3 separate regions of the Mus musculus genome follow, and regions 2 and 3 are each linked to region 1. A link is a loop called in an ENCODE intact Hi-C map of the cell type or tissue named here. Cell type or tissue: heart. All regions are shown on one strand.

Region 1 (8,000 bases):
GTCACTTGATCTTCGACAAGGGAGCTAAAACCATCCAGTGGAAGAAAGACAGCATTTTCAACAATTGGTGCTGGCACAACTGGTTGTTATCATGTAGAAGAATGCGAATCGATCCATACTTATCTCCTTGTACTAAGGTCAAATCTAAGTGGATCAAGGAACTTCACATAAAACCAGAGACACTGAAACTTATAGAGGAGAAAGTGGGGAAAAGCCTTGAAGATATGGGTACAGGGGAAAAATTCCTGAACAGAACAGCAATGGCTTGCTCTGTAAGATCGAGAATTGACAAATGGGACCTAATGAAACTCCAAAGTTTCTGCAAGGCAAAAGACACCGTCAATAAGACAAAAAGACCACCAACAGATTGGGAAAGGATCTTTACCTATCCTAAATCAGATAGGGGACTAATATCCAACATATATAAAGAACTCAAGAAGGTGGACTTCAGAAAATCAAATAACCCCATTAAAAAATGGGGCTCAGAACTGAACAAAGAATTCTCACCTGAGGAATACCGAATGGCAGAGAAGCACCTGAAAAAATGCTCAACATCCTTAATCATCAGGGAAATGCAAATCAAAACAACCCTGAGATTCCACCTCACACCAGTCAGAATGGCTAAGATCAAAAATTCAGGTGACAGCAGATGCTGGCGTGGATGTGGAGAAAGAGGAACACTCCTCCATTGTTGGTGGGATTGCAGGCTTGTACAACCACTATGGAAATCAGCCTGGCGGTTCCTCAGAAAACTGGATATAGTACTACCGGAGGATCCAGCAATACCTCTCCTGGGCATATATCCAGAAGATGCCCCAACTGGTAAGAAGGACACATGCTCCACTATGTTCATAGCAGCCTTATTTATAATAGCCAGAAGCTGGAAGGAACCCAGATGCCCCTCAACAGAGGAATGGATACAGAAAATGTGGTACATCTACACAATGGAGTACTACTCAGCTATTAAAAAGAATGAATTTATGAAATTCCTAGCCAAATGGATGGACCTGGAGGGCATCATCCTGAGTGAGGTAACACATTCACAAAGGAACTCACACAATATGTACTCACTGATAAGTGGATATTAGCCCAAAACCTAAGATACCCAAGATATAAGATACAATTTCCTAAACACATGAAACTCAAGAAAAATGAAGACTGAAGTGTGAACACTATGCCCCTCCTTAGAAGTGGGAACAAAACACCCTTGGAAGGAGTTACAGAGACAAAGTTTGGAGCTGAGATAAAAGGATGGACCATGTAGACACTACCATATCCGGGGATCCATCCCATAATCAGCTTCCAAATGCTGACACCATTGCATACACTAGCAAGATTATGCTGAAAGGACCCTGATATAGCTGTCTCTTGTCAGAGTATGCCTGGGCCTAGCAAACATAGAAGTGGATGCTCACAGTCGGCTATTGGATGGATCACATGGCCCCCAATGAAGGAGCTAGAGAAAGTACCAAAGAAGCTAAAGGGATCTGCAACCCTATAGGTGGAACAACATTATGAACTAACCAGTACCCCGGAGCTCTTGACTCTAGCTGCATATGCATCAAAAGATGGCCTAGTCGGCCATCACTGGAAAGAGAGGCCCATTGGACACGCAAACTTTATATGCCCCAGTACAGGGGAACGCCAGGGCCATAAAAGGGGATCGGGTGGGTAGGGGAGAGGGGGTGGGTGGCTATGGGGGACTTTTGGTATAGCATTGCAAATGTAAATGAGCGAAATACCTAATAAAAAATGGAAAAAAAAAAAAAGAGTTGATTTTAAAACAGGTGCCACGTCTGAATGTAGCAGAATACCTTCTTTCAGCTTGTTCTTCATATGCTGGGAGAGCTAGGGCAATAGACAATGTTTCTAATTTTTTTAAATTTAAAAACAATGTGTTACTTAAAATTATATCTTGAGCATGTGAAATTTTCTTAAAATTTGATTGTTAGAAAACACATGGTGGAACTAACTTGTGGCTCTAGGGGAGCAGAGGCCCTTATTCCTGTGAAGGCTCCCAGTGTAGGGAAATGCCAGGACTGGGAATGGGAGTGGGTGGATTGGGGAGCAGGGGGCGGTGGGAGGAGATAGGGCATTTTTGGAGGGGAAACTAGGAAAGGGGATAACATTTGAAATGTAAATAAAGAAAATATCTAATAATTTTTTTTAAAGTTGATTGTTTGGGGACTTCAAAGCTAGTGTCATTATGATAGTGTCAAAGGACTTCAGCAGTTCCCAGCAGCTTGTCTTTCAATGATGGCATTGTCTTGGGAAAACTTAGCAGGGTGTCACTATTTTGACACTCTCACCAGGGTGTCCTGGCCTGTACTGCAGAGGAATAGCCTTCTCTCTCACCCTGTTGCTTAAGTTTGGGGTCCAGTAGACATGTCCTCTCCCCGATACTGGCTTTGCTAATCATCAAGCTCTTCCTGCCGTGCAAATCCAGAGGTTCTGCTCCATTCTTAATTTTACAGAATTGGGACAGTTTATAGTTTATATTTTGGGTTTCTTGTGAGAATAAATGAGAGGCATATGCAGTAGAGTACTAGATGGATTAAGTGTGTTGTTTCTAGTTAACCCGTAGTGGGATATTGGGTATATTTTAGGTATCCTATTTCCTCATCCATAGAAGGAGTACATTGTATCTGTTTTTTCAAGCAGTTGATTAGATACAAAGAATGCACAAACATGAGTTGGTCCTTTTTACAACACTATTCCTGGAATATATACTGAGTTCCAGTAGATTATGTTTTTCCCCCACTGAACTCTGCTGATTTTGTTTGAGATAGGGTTTCTCTATGTAGGCCTTGTAGGCCTAGAACTCATATATAGACCAGCTTGGCCTCAAACTCATAGAGACATGCCTGCCTCTGTCTCCCCAGTGCTGAGATTAAAGGTGTGTGTCACCATGTCCTGCTGAATTCTGATGTTTTAAATGTCTCAACTTGGGCAAAAGAGTGCTGATGAGCTCCATAGTCCACAGGCAGGAGTGAAGATGCTGACTGGTGGGGAAGCTGGAAGGATTCACAGAACAGGCTCAGGAGTGACAGACTGTGAGCCTGCCAAGAAACTGTACAGGGAGCTCCTTCCCTCACACTGCTAAAAATACTGCTGGGAGAGTAATTTCTCTGGTCCTAATTTAGAAATCAAAGACAGAGCCACCATTTTCATGTTTGGATCCTGGTCAGCCTTCAGTCTGAGTTTTAAATTTCAAGAGATTTTTGTGGAGGGAACAGTTAAAATAGCCTGTAGAGTTTGGAAATTTTATTCGAGAATAGGTACATGTTGGGCATCATTTAGGAAATTACTAGTATTTTTGAAAGGCTTTATTAGGAATAGTTGGAATGCCATAGTAAGAAAATCTTTTCAGCTATTGACCTGCCCATAAGTCTATGATTAAATGTGTGTGTGTGTGTGTGTGTGTGTGTATGCGCGCGCGCACAATCTTTCACTGTGGATTATTGTTCACTCACTTCCACAAACATTTATTGAGTTATTATTATGAAAAATACTGCATCCAGCCCTTGAACAGAAGTAGGAAAATATAAAGAGAAGTAGCAAGAGATTCCTATTCTCAAGTGATCTTAGAGTGTTCTGGGAAACACGAGGCTTCAAAACCAACACAAGGAAACACGTTGGGTTCAGGGTCTAGTCAGGGTTGTTGTGTGTAGAAACAGGCTAATAATGTAGGCTGGATAGAGGGCTCAGCAAATACAAACACTAGATGCACTTCCAGAGGACTAGTCTCAGTTTCTAGCACTACACTTGTCTGTAACTCCAGTTCTAGGGGATCTATTGCCCTTGGTTTTTTTTTGCTGTGACCACCACACACACACAGGCAGTATAATTATATATACACACAGGCAGTATAATTATATACATGCAGGCAAAACATTCCTACACATAAGACAAATAAACCTTAACGACAACAAAAGAAACAGGTCAATTAGCTAAACAACTTGTCAAATCACTTCACCAACTACCAATTACTAAAAGACCAAATTAGTCACAATCAACTTGCCATTCGCCCAGCTCCACTGAGTGTTGCTGAAGAAAGAATTTGCTTATGGGGCTCTATAGAGGAAACCTTTTATTAGTATTATTTAATACTGTATTTGTATTAGTAAAGTGGTTATTTTAAACTTCCAGCCATGGACTATGTCTATGATTTCCAGTCCTCTTGAGTTAGGCCATGGGAGAACATTGTGCATATCAAATTTCAGTAGCCAGAAGTGAAGTTTGCTTAAATAAATCAGACCACTTTAAGAAAGCTGATGCATTAGTTATGTTTTCAGTAGGAAAGAGATGCCACCAAAGGAACTGCCTGGAAATGCAAAGTTAGCTTTGTAAAGGTGCACATTCAGAAGTGTGGGAAGGATTAGGGAAACCAACAATGGTGGTTCCCACAGATGGGAAGTGTGAGAAGCCATGGCCACATGGAAGGGATGAGATGGTGGCAGTCACCTACCACATCTCATTTCTAGCAGGTGCCTCTCACTGCTCACAGCCAGTGATGAGCAGAGGTAACGAATTGCTAGGCAGAGGAAAGGGCAGAGAAGAGACATGGCACCTGTCTCATAAGAATAGGGGCATAAGGCATAAGTCTCGGATGCCTCCTATAAGGTGGTTTTAGAGAATCTAATAGAACATCTGTTTGGCTTACTAAAGCCCCTCTACAGACCTCTTGAAACATAGACATTTCTGCATTGACTTCCCTAAAGCTTAAAAGAATTTTAGTAGAGGGCCAGGGTACAATGTATGGCTCAGGCTAGAATCTTGTTATCTTGATTTTGTCTTGAGAGAACTGTACCTTAGTGTATCAGCCTGAAGCAAGATAGGGTGGACACCACTGTTGATGCAAGTGTAACTGACTGTGAGCGTTAGATCTACACAGGACTGATGCTTAATAGCAACCCCAGGTGATAAGGTTGAGGCAGAATACTCAAAGCAACTGTATTTCTCACTTCGAGCCTGAGTTTCCTCTGGATTAAGTGAATCTCTGAGGTTCTTAGATACTGAGGAGAAGGAATCGCCAAGATGGTGATAGACCTCCCACTAATAAAGTCACATGGGTCTTTGGAGGATTTAGGAGCATAACAACTGAGATACATGTCTTTGATTCTTTTTGTTTTGTTTTTGTTTGTTTTTGGTTTTGGTTTTTTTGTTTTGTTTTGTTTTGTTTTGTTTTGTTTTGTTTTTAGATAAGGTTTCTCTGTATAGCCCTGGGTGTCCTGGAACTCACTTTGTAGACAAGGATGGCCTTGAACTCAGAAATCCGACTGCCTCTTCCTCCCGAGTGATGGGATTAAAGGTTTATGCCACCACAACCGGCTTGAGTAGGAATTTTGATGGGGATTGCATTGAATCTGTAGATTGCTTTCAGCAGGATAGCCATTTTTACTATATTAATCCTGCCAATCCATGAGCATGGGAGATTTTTCCATCTTCTGAGATCTTCTTCAATTTCTTTCTACAGAGACTTGAAGTTCTTAACATACAGATCTTTCACTTTCTTAGTTAGGGTCATACCAAGATATTTCATATTATTTGTGACTATTGTGAAGGGTGTTATTTCCCTAATTTCTTTCTCATCCTGTTTACCCTTTGTGTAGAGAAAGGCCACTGATTTGTTTGAGTTAATTTTATATCCAGCTACTGTACTGAAGCTGTTTATCAGGTTTAGGAGTTCTCTGGTGGAATTTTTAGGGTCACTTATATATACTGTCTTAGTCAGGGTTTCTATTCCTGCACAAACATCATGACCAAGAAGCAAGCTGGGGAGGAAAGGGTTTATTTGGCTTACACTTCCATATTGCTGTTCATCACCAAGGAAGTCAGGACTGGAACTCAAGCAGGTCAGGAAGCAGGAGCTGATGAAGAGGCCATGGAGGGATGTTCTTTACTGGCTTGCTTCCCCTGGCTTGCTCAGCCTGCTCTCTTATAGAACCAAGACTACCAGCCCAGAGATGGTCCCACCCACTAGGCACCTTTCCCCCTTAATCACTAAGAGAAAATCCCTTACAGCTGGATCTCATGGAGGCATTTCCTCAACTGAAGCTCCTTTTTCTGTGATAACTCCAGCTGTGTCAAGTTGACACAAAACTAGCCAGTACATATACTATCATATCATCTGCAAATAATGATATTTCAACTTCTTCCTTTCAAATTTGTAACTGAAACCCCTTTACCTCCTTTTGTTGTCTAATTGCTCTGGCTAGGACTTCAATATTATATTGAATAGGTAGGGAGAAAGTGGGCAGCCTTGTCTAGTCCCCGACTTTAGTGGGATTGTTTCCAGCTTCTCTTCATTTAGTTTGATGTTGGCTACTGGTTTGCTGTATATTGCTTTTATTATGTTTAGGTATGGGCCTTGAATTCCTGATCTTTCCATGAGTTTTATCATGAAGGCTTGTTGGATTTTGTCAAACGATTTCTCAGCATCTAATGAGAAGATCATGTGATATTTGTCTTTGAGTTTGTTTATATAGTAGATTATGTTGTTGGATTTCCATATATTAAACTATCCCTGCATTCCTGGGATGAAGCCTACTTGGTCATAATGGAAGATTGTTTGGATGTGTTCTTGGATTCGGTTTGCAAGGATTTTATTCAGTATTTTTGCATTGATATTCATAAGGGAAATTGGTCTGAAGTTTTCTTTCTTTGTTGGATCTTTGTGTGGTTTAGGTATCAGAGTAATTGTGGCTTCATAGAATGATTTGGGTAGAGTACCTTCTGTTTCTATTTTGTGGAATAGTTTTAGGAGAGTTGGAATTAGGTCTTCTTTGAAGGTCTGATAGAACTCTGCACTAAACCCATCTGGTCCTGTGCTTTTTTTGGTTAGGAGACTATTAATGACTGCTTCTATTTCTTTGGGGAAATGGGGCTGTTTAGAGCGTTAATCTGATTCTGATTTAACTTTGGTACCTGGTATCTGACTAGGAAGTGTCCATTTCATTCATGTTTTCCAGTTTTGTTGAGTATACCCTTTTGTAGTAGGATCTGACGTTGTTTTGGATTTCCTCAGGTTCTGTTGGTATGTCTCCTTTTTCATTTCTGATTGTGTTAATTAGGATACTGTCCCTGTGCCCTCTATTAGTCTGGCTAAGGGTTAATCTATCTTGTTGGATTTTCTCAAAGAACCAGTTTCTGGTTTGGTTAATTCTTTGAATAGTTCTTTTTGTTTCCACTTGGTTGATTTCAGCTCTAAGTTAGATTATTTCCTGCAGTCTACTCCTCTTGTGTGAATTTGCTTCTCTTTATTCTAGAGCTTCTAGGTGTGCCTTCAGGCTGCTAGTGTATGCTCTCTCTAATTTCTTTTTGGAGGCACTCAGGGCTATGAGTTTTCCTCCAGACTGCCTTCCTTGTGTCCCATAAATTTGGGTATGTTGTGGCTTCATTTTCATTAAACTCTTAAAAAGTCTTTAATTTCTTTCTTCATTTCTTCCTTGACCAAAATATCATTGAGTAGAGTGTTGTTCAGTTTCCACGTGAATATTCGTGTATTAGTCAGGGTTCTCTAGAGTCGCAGGACTTATAGATAGTCTCTACATAGTAAAGGAATTTATTGATGACTTATAGTCTGTAGTCCAATTCCCAACAATGGTTCAGTAGTAGCTGTGAATGGAAGTCCAAGGATCTAGCAGTTGCTCAGTCCCACACAGCAAGCAGGCAAAAGAGCAAGAGTGAGTCTCCCTTCTTCCAATATCCTTATATGGTCTCCAGCAGAAGGTGTAGCCAGATTAAAGGTGTGTGCCACAACACCTTTAACCTCAGATGACCTTGAATTCAGAGATCTTAATCTTAATCTTCTGGAATCCATGGCCACTATGCTTCAAGATCTCCATACCAAGATACAGATCAGAAACTTCTATCTTCTATCTTCCAGCCTCCAGGTTAGGGTCAATGGTGAGCCTTCCAATTCTGGATGGTAGTTCATTACAAATATAGTCAAGTTGACAACCAGGAATAGCCACTACAGTTTGCTTTGTATTATTTAT
Region 2 (8,000 bases), 120 kb after region 1:
TCCTGAAGATTGCAGGATGGGTCTGAATTTCAACAAGGTTACACTTCAGCAGGAACATTTTTAGGTGGTGTTAAAAATGCTAAAAATTCAGCCAAACCAGGTGTGGTGGCGCACGCCTTTGATCCCAGGCAGAGGCAGGCAGATTTCTGAGTTCAAGGCCAGCATGGTCTACAAAGTGAGTTCTAGGATAGCCAGGGCTACACAGAGAAACCCTGTCTTGAAAAAACAAAAAACAAAACAAAACAACAACAACAAAAAAACCAGCCAAGTTACAGTTAGCATCCCCAGATCACCAAATTAGTAATTAATGTCTTCAACTTTGAAAGGAAGTATCGGTAGTTCATCCAGTTTCTTCTGGATTCTTAAATGTTCTCTACCTCTTCTCTTGAGAATCAACAACTTTCTGTTGTCTCTACTTGCTTTCATCATCTGTTACACTTTTATCCTGAGACCAATCTTTCTCCTGACAGTCAACAGGTAAAACTAAAAGTTTGTCCCAAGATAATGAGGAAAGAAAGATGTAAATGAACAAAGGCAATTGGTTTTTTCTTCAGTCTTTTAAATAAAAATAGCATGTGGAACAAAGGTGGTTTTGAAGATGAATACATAGACATCAAAATAAAAATGCATGCTACCTCTTAAAGATGGTGATGAAAATGAAGGCAAGATTTCATTTTTTTGTGTGTCTTCATGGGGACTGACTGGTACTGTGGCCTGTCAGTGGGGACAGGTGGACCCCTTGGTGCAGCCACTGAGGAATGTGGACCTTGCATTCTTAGATTCTACTCCAGAGTGAGAGGTGGACAGACAAACCAGCATCCTCCATAATGCTCAAGAATTCCAGGCATAGGAGCATATTATCCTCAAGAACAAAGGGGAATAGCTGATGCCATTTCCATTGAGGTAAGGATTCAGAATCTGATTTTGTTGTCTTGCAATGATGGTAAGTCACATTGGACCCTGAGGAGGCAGAGAGAGTTACCCAGTGTCAAAGTCCTGCTGCTGAATGTAGTATCTAAGAGCTTTAAGCCATAGTCTATACTTCAGAAATAACAGCAGACTTGGTAACAAAAATATGTGGCCTAGCCTTACCAATTGATTTTATCTTATATGAAGCATAAAGACAAACAGCAACCTTGTACTTTAAAAGTGAATACTATTCAGCTGTAAAAATAATGACATCATGAGCATTTATCATAGATAAATGGATGAGACTAGGAGAGATTGTATTGAATGAGGTAATGCAGACCAAGGAAGTCCAACATTTCATGTTCTCTCCCATCAGAGGCTCCTATCTCTGAGGCTGATGTGAGTACATGTCCTGAAGCAACTGCAGAAACCAGGAAGTCAAAAGGAGCATCAGGTGGTGGGTAGGGGAGCAAGAGATAAAGGAATAGCAGGCTACAAAGAAATGGCAAAAAGGAGTGAGGGTACTAATTACAGAGGAGGAAGGAGATATATACAGAAAAAGGAGTATGGATGATTGAAAAAGTTCATAAGGAAACATACTATTAACTATTTACTAAAAAAAAAATTTAAGAAGTCTCTGTGTAAACATATATATGTTATTAAAATAAAATGTTCTCATCTGGGCTGACAATGCTCCCTTCGAGAGCTGAAGATCACCTAAAAAAAATCCCAATATCAGGCATAAGCAGCTCTCTTTTGAGTTGTTGATAAAACTATTCAAGAGAATCCCCGAACATTACAGGTTATTGCTATTGCACTTAGTTGCCCCGAAAAGTGGAACATGATGCTACTGCTGAAGACACCATGTATTTTCAAACACATGATCCAGAGGCCCCTGAGTTACAACTTAACTGAAAATCTACTCCCTACCAGAAAGTGTCATTCAAACTTCTAAATGAGGGAAGAAACCAACAGCTCTACTCAGCTAGGATACCTACGAACCACAAAAATAACCAGCATGTCATGATAAGCCCAAGGGTACAGTAGTGGGGTGTATACCTTGGCATTAACCAACAGCTCTCCAGTTGGACTTATGAATCTGACAACTGAAAGGAAACCACACCTGGTATCAGAAACACAGGTGGGTAGGCAGGGCTGGTGAAGTATGGATTCTGGAGGAAAATCTACAATCTCCACTTTTCTAAGGCTAGAACAATCTCTAACTACCTTCTAAATATTTGTCCTTATATTCACAGATAAATGCAGTCTTCACCCCTCAACAAGGAAACTTCTTTGCTATAGATGGATATCATTATAAAAACAAAACCCTACAACTATTCAAAATGCAAAATTGTGGGATCCAGTCCCAAATGGTACACCTACAACACAATTCTTGCATATAAATCTCAGAGATCATTGTAGAAGACATGATGGAAGGATTTTAAGAGCCAGAGAATCAGGACATTTGTTATGAGACTCCTAAATAGTGTCAGAAACTAGACCCACAGTCTCACCAACATGACAGCCTAAACATGAGCTGAAGAAAGACAACAACAGACATTCCAAAGTGGCCAGGGTAAGGGTTTCAACCCCACGTACAGAACTATAGGCATCCACAGAACGTTGAGAGCAGGAGAAACAGCCTTCCCCAGGGAAGAACACACCAATTAGTTATCCTATACAAAGCTGTCAGCCCGGAAAGCACATCTAGAAGTAATAGTCTACACAATGAGCAGGTTATATTTATGTATGTAGGATTGTATGTGTATATGTATGTAACAATAATTAATGAAAAAAATGCCACAAATTTGAAACAGAGCAAGGAGAGATAAAAGAGCTTGCAGGAAAAGGGTGAATGACTTAATTTTAATTTCAAAACAAAAGGAATTATTAAAAAACCTGCTTTGTAGTTATAATTGTCAATTTTAAGCATATTAATTGTAAATTAATTACAATTAATTTAAATTAAATTTTGTAAGATGATAAATTCTTTGTATCAATAGACACCAACAACTGTAAGCCATCACTATGGGTGTGTGAAGGTGTCTTGTCTATGTTTGGGCTAAAACTTAACTGCATACATTCTCCTCTAATAAAATGTCTTCTGTTTTTGTTGGGAGTCAATAGAATAGGACAGGATTGGAATTAAGAATAACTAAAAACCTAGCAAGACAAACATTTTAGGGATGAAGTGTTTAACCAACATTAGATTCTGTGCTGACTATTCACTCTGTTTTGGCAACTAGTTAAGGCATGGTTGTTCAAACTTTTAAATTATGATTTCATTAGTTGAAACAGCAGGCTCTTTTATCAAATAAGTCTTTATTACAGGTCTACTATGTAATTCAATTCATGGGTTAAAAATGTCTCCTCTCCCTGGAAACCTAATTGCAAATGGTACTGCCTGACTTCTGATGTGAAATCATTAAACTGGAATTCAGTCATGAGACCTTATTTTAAAATAATATAGACAGTTTCTGCTTAGCTTTGGAAATAGCCTTCTGGGTGTTTCAGCATGTTACCAAAGTTCTTATCATCTGGGAATCATGGTGGGAAATGGAAGCCATGGAAAACCACCAGTAGGATCACAAGGTGTTCCATCCTGCTGTGTTCAAGCCCTACTGTCTAGCTTGAATGCCTGTTTTCCCATCTCTTTGCCATCTCTTGGCAAAGGGCCTCATTCCCTGTCACTTGCCATTTGTTCTGAGCTATTTTAAATCTGGACAAGTTGTGGTAGTAGGCTATATTTAAATTGGCCAGCACTGTGAAGAAATAGCTAATGCACGTGGCACCTTTTCCTTTTTTGATATAATCCAATTGTGCTTTGGCTGCAAATCAAATTGTGAGATTCTGTATCTTATACCCCCTAGCACACAAACCATTTCTACTCCCACTCCTGGCTCCCCAAGCAATTGACCCTTGATTGGGGGCCATGGGAGTCTTCTGGACGAGGTGTGACAGGGACCCAAGACCAGTCAGCAACCGCTTCCAGTAGTAAACAGAGAGACATGGGCAATAATGAAAGAGAAAGCAGAGACCCAGTGGCTCCAGGCTGAGTGGTGGAAACATCAGCAAAATCATTTCCCAAGGACCCAGTTCCAGATATGAATTTCATGAAATGTAATGTGTCCATTGTGAGCACCATCAAGGACATGGCACACATATGTAAAGCCAGCTTTCTCAGGTGTCTAAGCCTGGAAAAGGGGGACATAATGAGGGGCATGGTGTCTAGCCTGGTCCTCTGCCTCTGTCCCTTCATATGGTTGAACTAGACTTCTGTGCTAGGCAGGAGGGGGGAGGGGATTCTTAGTTGGAGTTACACCCTTGTTTTGCAGAGGAAAAACACTTTGGAAATGTTCTCAAATAACTAAAAGTTAAAAATAATGTAAAATTAAACACCTTTGTGGAGCACAGGTCTTTAGGTTCACAGTTCATGGTGGCCTAAAATTCAGACTTAAGATTCCATCGTGAGGAATTGGAAGACAAGGTAGCTTTGTAGAAGTATATCACAGACTTAGGGCTTTCATCAGACCTGAACTATGTGATGTTGATACTGATACGCCCACTTGCTCTGCAGAGGGTGGAAATCCAGGTGATGTACACCATTATGTTCCTCTGAGAGGCCTAAGAGCATGTAAGCTGAAACCAGGGGTTTTGCTTATTTATTTTGGCACTATTTACTTTGACTGCTTGTCTTATGAGAGGTTTCCTGCTGTAAGCCAAGTTTCTACCTGGTTGGTTTTGCTGAATATCTTTACAACCAAGCCAAGAACTCTGCTCAGTGGCAGAGTTCTTGTCAGGAATGGACAATGAATGCCTGGGTGCAATCTTTAGTACTGTCTTCCACTAAGAAGAAAAAAATAAAGAATTAAGACAAAACTCAAAACTAACCACTTTATTACCCATAGAGGTAGTGAACAACAGCCCGTGCTTTGCCTCCTGGAACAAGCAAGAAAACCACTTTAGAAATGGTATATATTAAAATTATATTTACTCACATAGACTCATCAATGAACTTGAAACCACTTTTAACTGTCCTTATCAAAGGAAGATCCCTTAGCAGGCTATTTGATTACTTTGTAGTCAGGGCTACAGATTTTTCAAACGTATTTTTACAGTAAGAAAGCAGAGATGAAGGAAACTGATCAAAATAGATGTTTGTTTTTACTGGAAGGCAAATAAGCGGTACTAAATATAATTATGATTTGAGTATAAGCAAAACACATCTCAAAATAAATTTCATACACTCCTCAGTGCTCTGGACTTTTAGTCTGTTAATTCCCAATTTTAATAGATATAATGTGATGCCATCTTCCTCCTGAATGCATTTCTAGTATAAGAAAATGACCAGTTCTAGTTTTGTCTGTTCTCTCTTTAAAGTACTACATGGGTTTTTGCCCCAATCCCTTATGCTGGGGTAAAACCCAGGTCCACACTGCTTACTAGGCAAGTGCTTTCTTTTGAGCCGTATACAAACATCCCAGCCCCAGGCTCATTATTAAAGGAAGTATGACAAGGGAAAATACGTGGTACTCTCCCATGGAACTCTGAGTCGCATTTGATATCTAGATCGAGCCTTGCACTTAAAGTCTGTGCCCAGAACCTGCCATGGCAATGCTGCTAAGGGGACCTGACCAAGGTCACAGTACAGCAGGTGAGGAGCACGTTATTCATACAGCGATGATAGATGTTTCAAACAGGCATCAGGTTTTCCTCAAAAAGCAAGCGGTAAGAGAAGAAGGTCTCAGCAACTTAAAAAAAGACATAATCAAGCATGAAACAGATGGAGACCAATACTAGTCTAGAAAAAAAGCCTGGAACTGTCATCTTTAGAACACATTTATGTGCATATTCATATTCAGTACAGATTCACCAAATTCTATTGGCTTAACCAGCCGTATGCTCATCCTTGTATCAACTGATGCAATACACATATGTGATGATGTTGGTTAACATTTTGACTTGTGTTTCACATGTACTATCTTTTGTAATCTGCCTGTTCTATCAATTGGTGCGAGTGGGTTTGAAGAAGCCATTTTCATCTGAATATCCACACCCACTGTGTTGATCAGGCTGTGCATTTTCCCTGCATTAGCCGTTCTTTCCACTGATTTTCTGTACTGTGAGGTGAATGTAAATTCTCTACTAGGTATGATTTTACATTTTTTCTTATACTGGAATAGCCATTATTATTATTATGTGAGTTGATTCTTTCACATAATAACCTTTCAGGAATAAGCAATTTTTAGTTTAAACAAAAAGTCCAAGAAATAGCTCTAGCCTCAAGAAACCAGTGACTACTTAATTCTTCAAAGGGTTTTATGTCCAGATATGGAACTCAGTGGCTATAGTACCTCCCTTTGACCCTTGCAAGGTCCTGCAAGTCTTGTTCTTTTTTTCACTGAGATTTGGCAGGTAATACTTGCTAAACTATCTGTAGCTCTTGCTCCATGCTCTTGGGTTGGTATATGAAGCCATGTACTTGCCAGGCTGGCCCTAGGCCACACTTGCATCCCATCATGGTCCCTGGAGTTCTCAATCCATCTGGAAGCTCTGACTGCTCCCTCCCTGATTTTTTGCCCTGGGTGCAGCCTGAGGTGTCTCTGCAACTTGTTAAACCTGGCACTGAAGACATAGGTACTTGAAGCCATAGCATAGTGTTACAATTACGGTGTAAAGGTAATCTTTGGGCTAGATTACCACAATGGAAATTCCACAGCTCTCTGTGCTTGCCCTATAGATGTAGACATACCATTTTGGATGCACAGATTTCAAAAACAGGTCAAAACTACTCTTATTTTTTACACCCAGAGTCGAGCTTCTTGCTGTTTGGCTAATGCATTCCTATACTTTTGTCTAATGTGTGAGTAGTAGTTCTCACGATTTATAGGTTGTAGCCAGGATGAGTTACTCAGCTTGCCTGGGTTTCATATTCTTCATCTGGCAAAGCAAACAGCATATAAAATCTGACTTTATACTTTTTTTTTCTCGCTATTTTCTTTATTTACATTTCAAATGTTATCCCCTTTCCTGGTTTCCCCTCAGAAAATCCCCTATCCCCCACCCCCATTCACCAACCCACCCACTCCCACTTCCTGGCCCTGGCATTCCTCTATACTGGGGTATAGATCCTTGACAGGACAAAGGGACGCTACTCCCATTGATGACCAACAAGGCCATCCTCTGCTACATATGTGACTGGAGCCATGGGTCCCTCTATGGTTGGTGGTTTAGTCCCTGGGAGTTCTGGAGGTACTGGTTGGTTGATATTGTTGTTCCTCTTATGGAGATGCAAAACCCTTCAGCTCCTTGGGTCCTTTCTCTAGTTCCTCCATTGGGGACCCTGTGTTCACTCCAATGATTGGCTGAGAGCATCCACTTCTGTATTTGTTAGGCACTGGTAGAACCCCCTCAGGAGACAGCTATATGAGGCTCCTGTCAGCAAGCACTTGTTAGCATCCACAAAAGTCTGGATTTGGTGATTGTATATGAAATGGATCCCCAGAGTCTGCTCTGGATGGCCATTCCTTCAGTCTCTGCTCCACACTCTGTAAGTCCTCCCATGGGTATTTTGTTCCCCATCTAGGAAGGACCAAAGTATCCACACTTTGGTCTTCTTTCTTTTTGATCTTCATGTGGTCTGTGAATTGTATCTTGGGTATTCTGAGCTTCTGGACTAATATCCACTTATCCCTGAGTGTATACCATGTGTGTTTTTTTGTGATTGGGTTACCTCACTCAGGATGATATTTTCCAGTTCCATCCATTTGTCTAAGAATTTCATGAATTCATTGTTTTTAATAGCTGAGTAGTACTCCACTGTATACATGTACCACATTTTCTGTATCCATTCCTCTGTTGAGGGACATCTGGGTTCTTTCCAGCTTCTGGCTATTATAAATAAGGTTGCTATGAACATAGTGGAGCATGTGTCCTTATTACATGTTGGAGCATCTTCTGGGTATATGCCCAGCAATTCTGAGGAACCACCATACTGATTTCCAGAGTGAAAATATGAGCTTACAATCCCACCAGCAATGGAGGAGTGTTCTTCTTTCTGCACATCCTTACCAGCATCTGCTGTCACCTGA
Region 3 (8,000 bases), 130 kb after region 1:
TGTTGGAGAAGAACTGCATTCTATTTGTTACTCAGTACCTGAGCACCTAGAAGATATCCCTTGCCTATAGTCACAGGGTCTACATTTTCCTTAAGCAACAATGACTTTGGACTATAGTTCTCTCTGTGCCTATATCCACTGTGTTCAGGTCAATGTAGGTTCAGTTTCTTTGAAAACTTGTTAAGTTTTATCTAACTTTGGGCTTAAGGCATGAGAATAAACCAAAGGTAAAGAATGGATGGTAAAGGCAGATTTCACCAAAGACTCCCAGGCAGGCCTGGTCGGTGTCCAGGGGAAGTTCTGCTCAGGAGATTTGACAGGTTTATATTAGGGTTCTTTCTATCATTCATACCTTCTCTTTATGATAAGAGACCTTCCCCAAGCTGTGATGTGCTATTCTGCAACTGAAAAATGTAGTGTCTAGAGTTAGAACAATTCTAATTTGTTTCTTGTGAATTTAACAAGTTAGCTGCCCTCAGTAAAAAAAAAAAAGCAGACACTAGTATGGCTCACAAATACCTTTCTCCCTTATCCACATTCCCCTGCTTCCTCCTGGCAACTGCAGAAACACCTGGAAGATCAAGCAAGGCGCTTTGAAAACCATGTTAGGGCACTAGGAAGGAAGCAGGAGGCCAGAAGTTTAAGGTGGTTTTTGGTCGTCCCACAAGTTAAAGCCCAGTATCCGATACTCCACACCCTATTTCCAAACACACACACACACACACACACACACACACACTTGCACACACACACACACAAACATTAGAGAAGTACTGAAAAATCTCATTTTAGGGTAAAAAAACTCATTATATAAATAAAACTAGGCACCTCCCCTTTATCCTACCTTTTTTGTTGTGGGTTTTTTTTTTGTTTTGTTTTTTTGTTTGTTTTTTTTTTTGTTTTGTTTTTCGAGACAGGGTTCTCTGTATAGCCCTGGCTGTCCTGGAACTCACTTTGTAGCCCAGGCTGGCCTTGAACTCAGAAATCTGCCTGCCTCTGCCTCCTGAGTGCTGGGATTAAAGGCATGCGCCCCCACGCCTGGCTTCTCTTTAATCCTACTTTTGTTTTCCTATGAAATGATTACTTTACTTTGGTAAATGATGTAATAGCCATTTTAGGGTAGGGAAATGCAGATATACATTCTAATTGAAACTTCTCTATTATCTGAATAAAAACCCACCAATGCCCCTTCATACAAACAACCATATAACATGTGAAACAAAAAATGAAGTTATATGTATTTCATAACTACAGAGGAAAAGCCTAACAGAGGTTTATGTTTATGAACATTATATTAGAAAATTCACTTCTTGTCATTTGGATACCTGCCTCTTTGATAGTAGCCAAAGTCTTTAACTTGTAACCTTCTGATTAAACCACCATTATTAATGAACATAGTCTATAAAGTCTGGAGACCAAGAAAGATCTCAGAGACAATGTAGTTCAATTTTTTTTTTAATGGAACTGTCTGTCCATAGTCCAGGAAGCTAAGACCAACCACAGCTAAGGTTCACATCTCCCTTGTACATATAACTAGAGTCTACATGACACATAGATGGTCTCTATTGACATACAGGCATTATAGCTCCAGCCTGCTCAGTTCTAGCATCCATAGAAAGCATGGTAGGAACGTTACAACAGAGCCACATGGAAAACAAAATATGAAGATTCAATAGGCTGGGCACAGATATGAAAATTTGTAGGGGTGATTTGCATTGCCAGCTAATACACCAAGGACAGCTGGTCACCTAACTACCAGAAACTGGGCTACTCTTCAGCAGGCAAATGTTTCTATATTTTTTACTTTGTCTTTATATTTTAACTCACTTACTAAATGTATTCACCTTTTTTGTCAATGATAGAACAAATACAGATGGGAGGAAGGGAATGCTCAGTCTAGGAAAAAATGGATGCTGGGAAACCAAGGTGGAAAGGACCACATTTTCTACATGAGTACAAGATGAAAAAGGGTACCAAAATAGGAAAAAAAATTTAGAGTTCATCTTAACAATGAAAATCTGTCTGAGGACCACAACACATGAAGATTATACATTTAATATTTATATAATAATATACCATGCATGAAGCCGTACATATTCTAATAGTATAGGGGCATAAGAATTTTATGGCATATTTGTTAAGCATAAATACTGCAAAATCTCTGTTAAACATATTATGAACAAAATGATTGCAGTGAACACTCACAGTGATGCAGTTTAGCCATTATTCTATTTCCTGTGTATGGGGACATGCTCGAACAGGCAGTGTGGTACAGAAGAATCAGGTACTGCACTCATAGGCTTAATACAAAGCCCACCCTTTTCTAACCACATTGTCCTCACAGCTAGAGAGAATTAGAATGCTATGGGGCAATTCCCATTTGCTTATAGCAGCTTTACTATTTAAGTCTTAACATTTTAAGCTTTATAATTTAGGTCTTATTTGCAAAACACATGAAATTCAAGAAGAAGGAAGACCAAAGTGTGGATACTTCGATCCTTCCTAGAAGAGGGAACAAAATCCCCAAGGAAGGAGTTACAGAGACAAACTTCAGAGCAGAGACTGAAGGAATGACCATCCAGAGACTGCCCCACCTGGGGATCCATCTCATAAACAACCACCAAACCCAGACACTATTGCAGATGCCAACAAGATTTTGCTGACAGGAGCCTGATAAAGCTGTCTCCTAAGAAGCTTTGCCAGTGCCTGGCAAATACAGAAGTGGATGCTCACAGCCATCAACTGGACCGAGCACAGGATCCCCAAAGAAGGAGCTAGAGAAAGTAGCCAAGGAGCTGAAGAGGTTTGCAGCCCCTTAGGAGGAGGAACAATATGAACTAACCAGAGCTCCCTGGGACTAAACCACCAATCAAGGAAATCACATGGTGGGACTCTTGTCTCTAGCTGCATATGTAGCAGAGGATGGCCTAGTTGGCCATCAATGGGAGGAGAGGCCCCTTGGTCTTGTGAAGGTTCTATGCCCCAGTATAGGGGAATGCCAGGGCCAGGAGGCAGGAGTGGGTGGGTTGGGGAGCAGGGGGAGGTGGGAGGAGATAGGGAATTTTCAGAGAGGAAACTAGGAAAGGGGATAACATTTGAAATGTAAATAAAGAAAATATCTAAGTAAAAAATAATAAAAGGTCTTATAATTACAATGAAATGAGAGTTCACTAGGCTGATAACTCAGAGACTTTCTATCAATTCTAAGAGTCATATATGGATATTGACTAGCATTTTAAAATTCTGCTTGCCAGAGCCTCCCTGGATGAGAATGTCTCTATTGGCTACTTGAGCATGTAAGGCTTGCTTTAATATAGTAAGAGAAAAAAGCCCACTGATCCCCTAGTCAGCCAATTTGGTTAAGTTAGCCAAAAATACTTAGTGGACCAACGTGTTTACCAGATTTTTTTTTCATCCAAACAGACCCACCCTTAGCACCCAACATACTAAAGTTAAGCCCATACTTCTCTGGACATGTCCATCAACAACTTTCTAACTGAAGCTTGCTGTGAATGTTCGGTTTTGTCACCGCTGGGAATCAAGGACCAAGCCCTGGGATCAAAGCATCATGTTCAGACTGTTCACATTTGCCCTGTGTGGTGGTGGGAGCTATCCCGGCCCTGTCCCAGCTCATTCCACACTCATCTCCTCATGTCCATACTCTGAGCTCTTAGGTCATAGGATAATCTTGGATTTCCTCCTCCCACATTCTGCCTTTTTCATGTAAGCACTAGTACCATCCGCTGCCAGTCTCCTCCTTTCAGTCCCTGCTAACACTGGAATGGTTGGTCAGGAATACAGAGAAGCAACCCCCAAACAGCACAACGCTTCAGACCCAGGCTTGTGAGTATCCAGTCAAACTGAGGTTAGGGGACTCAGCCAGTACTCCACAGATGCCACCTTTGAAGGCTTATGACATGACAGATGCTACTCAAGATCCATCTCAAAAACAAACAAACAAACAAACAAACAAACATCACCCAAGCCTTTCACTCCTATAACGAGGGCTCTTATAAATACATTAATGTTATTGGTGAGGACATCAAGGTCAAGAGGATTAAATAATGTGCCCAAGGTGGGGTCAAGACTTTTATTTCAAAGCATATTTTCCTTCATGTTTCACTACATTAAATCACAGAGTATGAATCAGGTAATTTCCCATTACTTGTCTGTCTACCAGCCTAGAATCTTCCACCAAGTTTTCCCATTATACTATATGGTTAGGGAAGATTTGATTCTAAATCAGAACACCCAGAAGCCATCTTCCTAACCACAGAATACATTTTATACTCTCAGAATGTTTAAATATTTCTTTGTGCCCTAGGGATGGAGAACTTAAGAATATCTGTGAATACTTGGAGTCTATTGGGGGAAAACATTTTCAATTAAGAAATTTAAAATGTATATATTTGACATAAACATTTTATAGAAGGCATTTTAATGAACAGCATCTTCATTTTTAAAAGATAGATGCAATGATCACTATGGATACTGTTTGGGCTAGAGGAATATTGGGGAACTTATGGGTCACTGAAAGAAAACTTAAGTGAACATGGTATGTGTTGGTTTTTAGTATGTGACAGTCAAGATCAATGGACCAGGAGTACATATTACCATAAAAAAATCTGAAAACATTAGAGAACTTCTGTGTGTGTGTATGCACATAGAAAAGTTACTAACATGTTTTTTAATATTACAATCAACGTGAGCTGGGTAGCATGCTGTATACTTATATAAATTAAACAATGTAGAGAATGCTACTATGTAGAGTATGTACCACTTCAGCTTACGCATATGAAGGAACCATAACAGACATACTTTACTACGTGGACGGCTGCATACAGAGGTCAGAAGCCAAGGACCATGAAACTTTACTCTTCTGTAGGGAAGGTTAAGAAAAGTGAAAGTGGTGGTGCACGCCTTTAATCCCAGCACTCTGGAGGCAGAGGCAGGTGGCTCTCTGAGTTCAAGGCCAACCTGGTCTACAGAATGAGTTCCCTGATAGCCAGGACTACACAGAGAAACATGCTTCAAAAACAAAAACAAACAAGACAAAACAAAGATGAAAACAAAAAGAAGAGAGAAAGTGAGAGAAAGCCCAAGAGGGCAAAAAACATTTGTGTGCAGATAACTGAGGATGGACATAAATTTCAAGGCTGCCTCGGAGCTTTGACCCACAAATCCATTTTTATTGTTAGTTATATCTGTATTTAGCAGTGGTTTAATAGAAGCCCTATGTTCAGAAATTTCTTTAACAGCATCCCTGTGAACATACAGTTTTTCTACCTCCTCCCAAGTCCTGGCTAGAAGCTCAGGTTGTAGCTCCAATGATATTGTCCTGAAATTGGCAGCACAACAGAGGCCTTGGATTTTACCCTACACAAATTGCTCTACGGTCTTTTTATAAACAGAGACGGGCAGTAGAGAGAGGGAGAGAATGAAGGAAGAGCAGTGAGCTAATGACTGACTGGGATTTGCCATTTGTCCCCTAACTGCTATCCCCCCTCCCCCATATTCAGTGACTCCAATGGGTGGCAGTAATTGTGAATTTTCTTCCTTTGAACCTTTCGCGTTGTCCCATCCCTTAACCTCAAGCCAACAGGGGAGCGCAGTGGGGGCTAAGGGAAAGGTGGGGTTAGGGAGGGCTTCAGGATCCAGGGCTGGCAAATGAACTCCCAAACAAACCTGACCCAGCACTAAAAATAAGCATGCTTACATGCCTAACACATTTTCGGAACACTAAACTGAACTCCTCCTGAGGCTTAGATGTCATTCTTATTCAACTTTATATAAAATACAGATGCAACAACTCTCAGTGCTGGGACCAGTAAGTTTTGATGTAACAAACACACATCTGTTTAGACATGAACAGAGAATGAAGACAGTGGACAGGCCCAGTGTATCAGCTGCTCACCCAGATTCCAGTCAAATGCTGATAAGGCTCACTGGGGCGTTGCCTTATTTAGTCAGACTTCTGTACCCAACACCGTAGTATAGTGACAACTGCAGAATCCTCCTCCTTTCAGCCATCTGCTGGCACACCAATTAGAAGAAGCATCTTTACCATGCAGTGTGCTGGTTCTCTGACTGCAACTTTCCCACAAAGAATGATAACGACAGGACACAGCAAGCTGCATAGGCTGTTTGCCAGTGGAATCCCCATGATGGGCAGTAATACCAATTATGGTTTAGTTTGTAAGGCTCTTCCCCAACCCCATCACTGAACAAATTCAGTGGGAGCTGATCTTGTACATGCTGTCCACAGAGTACATAACCAAACTACCCCCAGACCTCAGTGAGTCAGTTTTAATTGTTTATAGACTTGTGAAGTCATTTATCTATTAATGTTAGATGAATTGAAGTATATATTGCTAAATAGCAACACGAGCAGAGTACAGGCAGTGCTTTGGCATGGGCTCCCATGTTTTAGCCTGGGCTCCCATCCTTTATCTATCACTCTGAAATACAAAAAGCTTTAAAAAGACAAACAGCCATATACATTTCATGCCAAAATTTCACAGGAACACCTGAATGCAACTGATTTGAAGGTGTTCATGGTTCCCTTTTAGTCCACTTAGTGTGCGTGTAAATTTCCACAGAGAATGTCTTTGATTTCTTGGTAGTACTTAGCCCCCAAACAATCAGGGAACAGCAGGAATCCATGTTATATTTTTCACACTGCTTTTCAAAAAGCCACTTAGTATGGAATGTAAAACATGCCTTTACTCAGAAGATTTTTTTTGTTTTTGATTTTAAAGCTGAAGGCCTATTTGTTTCTTTATGTCCCAGTAGTGAGAATTTAATCTAGGACCATTCAACTGCTAGGTAAGCAAGCACAATACCACAGAGCTATCTTCCAGCTCTTTTCTTTTAAACTAATCTTTTTCATTTTGAATTTATTTAAAATGTTCATACAAGTATACACTGTATGGGTATACTGTTTTTTACATAGTCTCACTATGGAGTTCTGATGGACCAAGGGATTCCCATACTTTTGTCCTAGCCTAAGGCAATAGGCTTCCCAGAAAGTTTTAGGTAGTAACTGTGGATGTGTAGTATGCTGGTATTTGTATAAAAGGTGATAAATATATATGTAGGTATAAAAACTAGGAAAAAAAATGTACAAGATTACCAACATTTGCTGCCTTTGGGAAGAGCACATGGTCAGCCAGAGTCAGGAACAGTGAGGACATTTGTATACTTGATCTATGTCATCTGATAATTTAAGATTATTAATCATGAACAGTACTCATCTTTAAAACATAAAGAAAATTGAAAAGTGCCACCCCTTCCATTCATATGGCAAGAGCCCAACCTACTTATAGTGTACCTAGCTGGTGGGCATCTGTAGGCAATACTGCACTTACATAGCTGCAGATAGTTCTGGCCGGCCCTTCCAGATCAACCAAACTCCAATTTCTGTCTCCTTTAAGCCTGTGTATTTCCAGAGCCTCCCTCTCTCCCTTCAAAGCATAGTTCATTTCTTCAGTGATACTCTCCTGTCCCTAACCTCTCTGTGGCCACTTCAGCTCTGGCTGTAATGTCACTGTGGCCCATTAAACACATGCGTGCTCCTTGATTTGCTCCATTTTTTTTGAAGTAGGGATGAATAGCCTGCCTTTAAGGTTTACTTGTTACAGTTTTTCCTACATTGACAGTTCATTATATGCTGTGTGTGTATCTGCTCTTCTGTAATAAGCCTTCCTACACACTAACAGCTACTAAACTGAACCAAGCGTATAAAACATAACCACTGCCCATAGAATCTTCAAAATACAATAAAAGGGAACAATAATCACTATGGGTTTTGAAGACTCAAATGCCAACTGTCATTACAAATGTGCATGCAAAAGATGAGGTTAGGTAGACAGGGAGATGCTCTTGAGCCCACAACACTATGTGCTAATACATGTGCTTTCAGTGGAGAAAATCCAATCATATTACGTAACATACAACCATGTGAACGGGACTAGCTAAGTCACTATGAGTTAAACATTGCA

What was found. Hi-C counts contacts between places; a loop is a spot of excess contacts. Peaks named below come from ENCODE experiments on the same cell type or tissue, not always from the same donor. Only the 100,000 strongest peaks of a DNase experiment are listed, where the experiment ranks them.
Region 2: a loop joins it to region 1, with 2.3 times the contacts of the local background. A loop is called at or near these places in 3 of 42 quality-filtered maps.
Region 3: a loop joins it to region 1, with 2.9 times the contacts of the local background. A loop is called at or near these places in 3 of 42 quality-filtered maps.

What each region holds. Positions count from the first base shown.
Region 1 is chr1:16,913,800-16,921,799 of GRCm38, forward strand. No RefSeq gene overlaps it. Among named protein-coding and RNA genes, the nearest start is that of Gm46085, 180 kb to the right of the region's middle. In heart, no CTCF peak of the experiment used is centred here; a DNase peak (open chromatin) is centred at 3,062.
Region 2 is chr1:17,037,767-17,045,766 of GRCm38, forward strand. All of the region lies in intron 2 of Jph1 (junctophilin 1), which reads right to left. Among named protein-coding and RNA genes, the nearest start is that of Gm46085, 56 kb to the right of the region's middle. In heart, no CTCF peak of the experiment used is centred here; a DNase peak (open chromatin) is centred at 3,605.
Region 3 is chr1:17,048,152-17,056,151 of GRCm38, forward strand. The region is part of intron 2 of Jph1 (junctophilin 1); the gene reads right to left. Among named protein-coding and RNA genes, the nearest start is that of Gm46085, 46 kb to the right of the region's middle. In heart, no CTCF peak of the experiment used is centred here; no DNase peak of the experiment used is centred here; H3K27ac peaks cover 1,924 bases.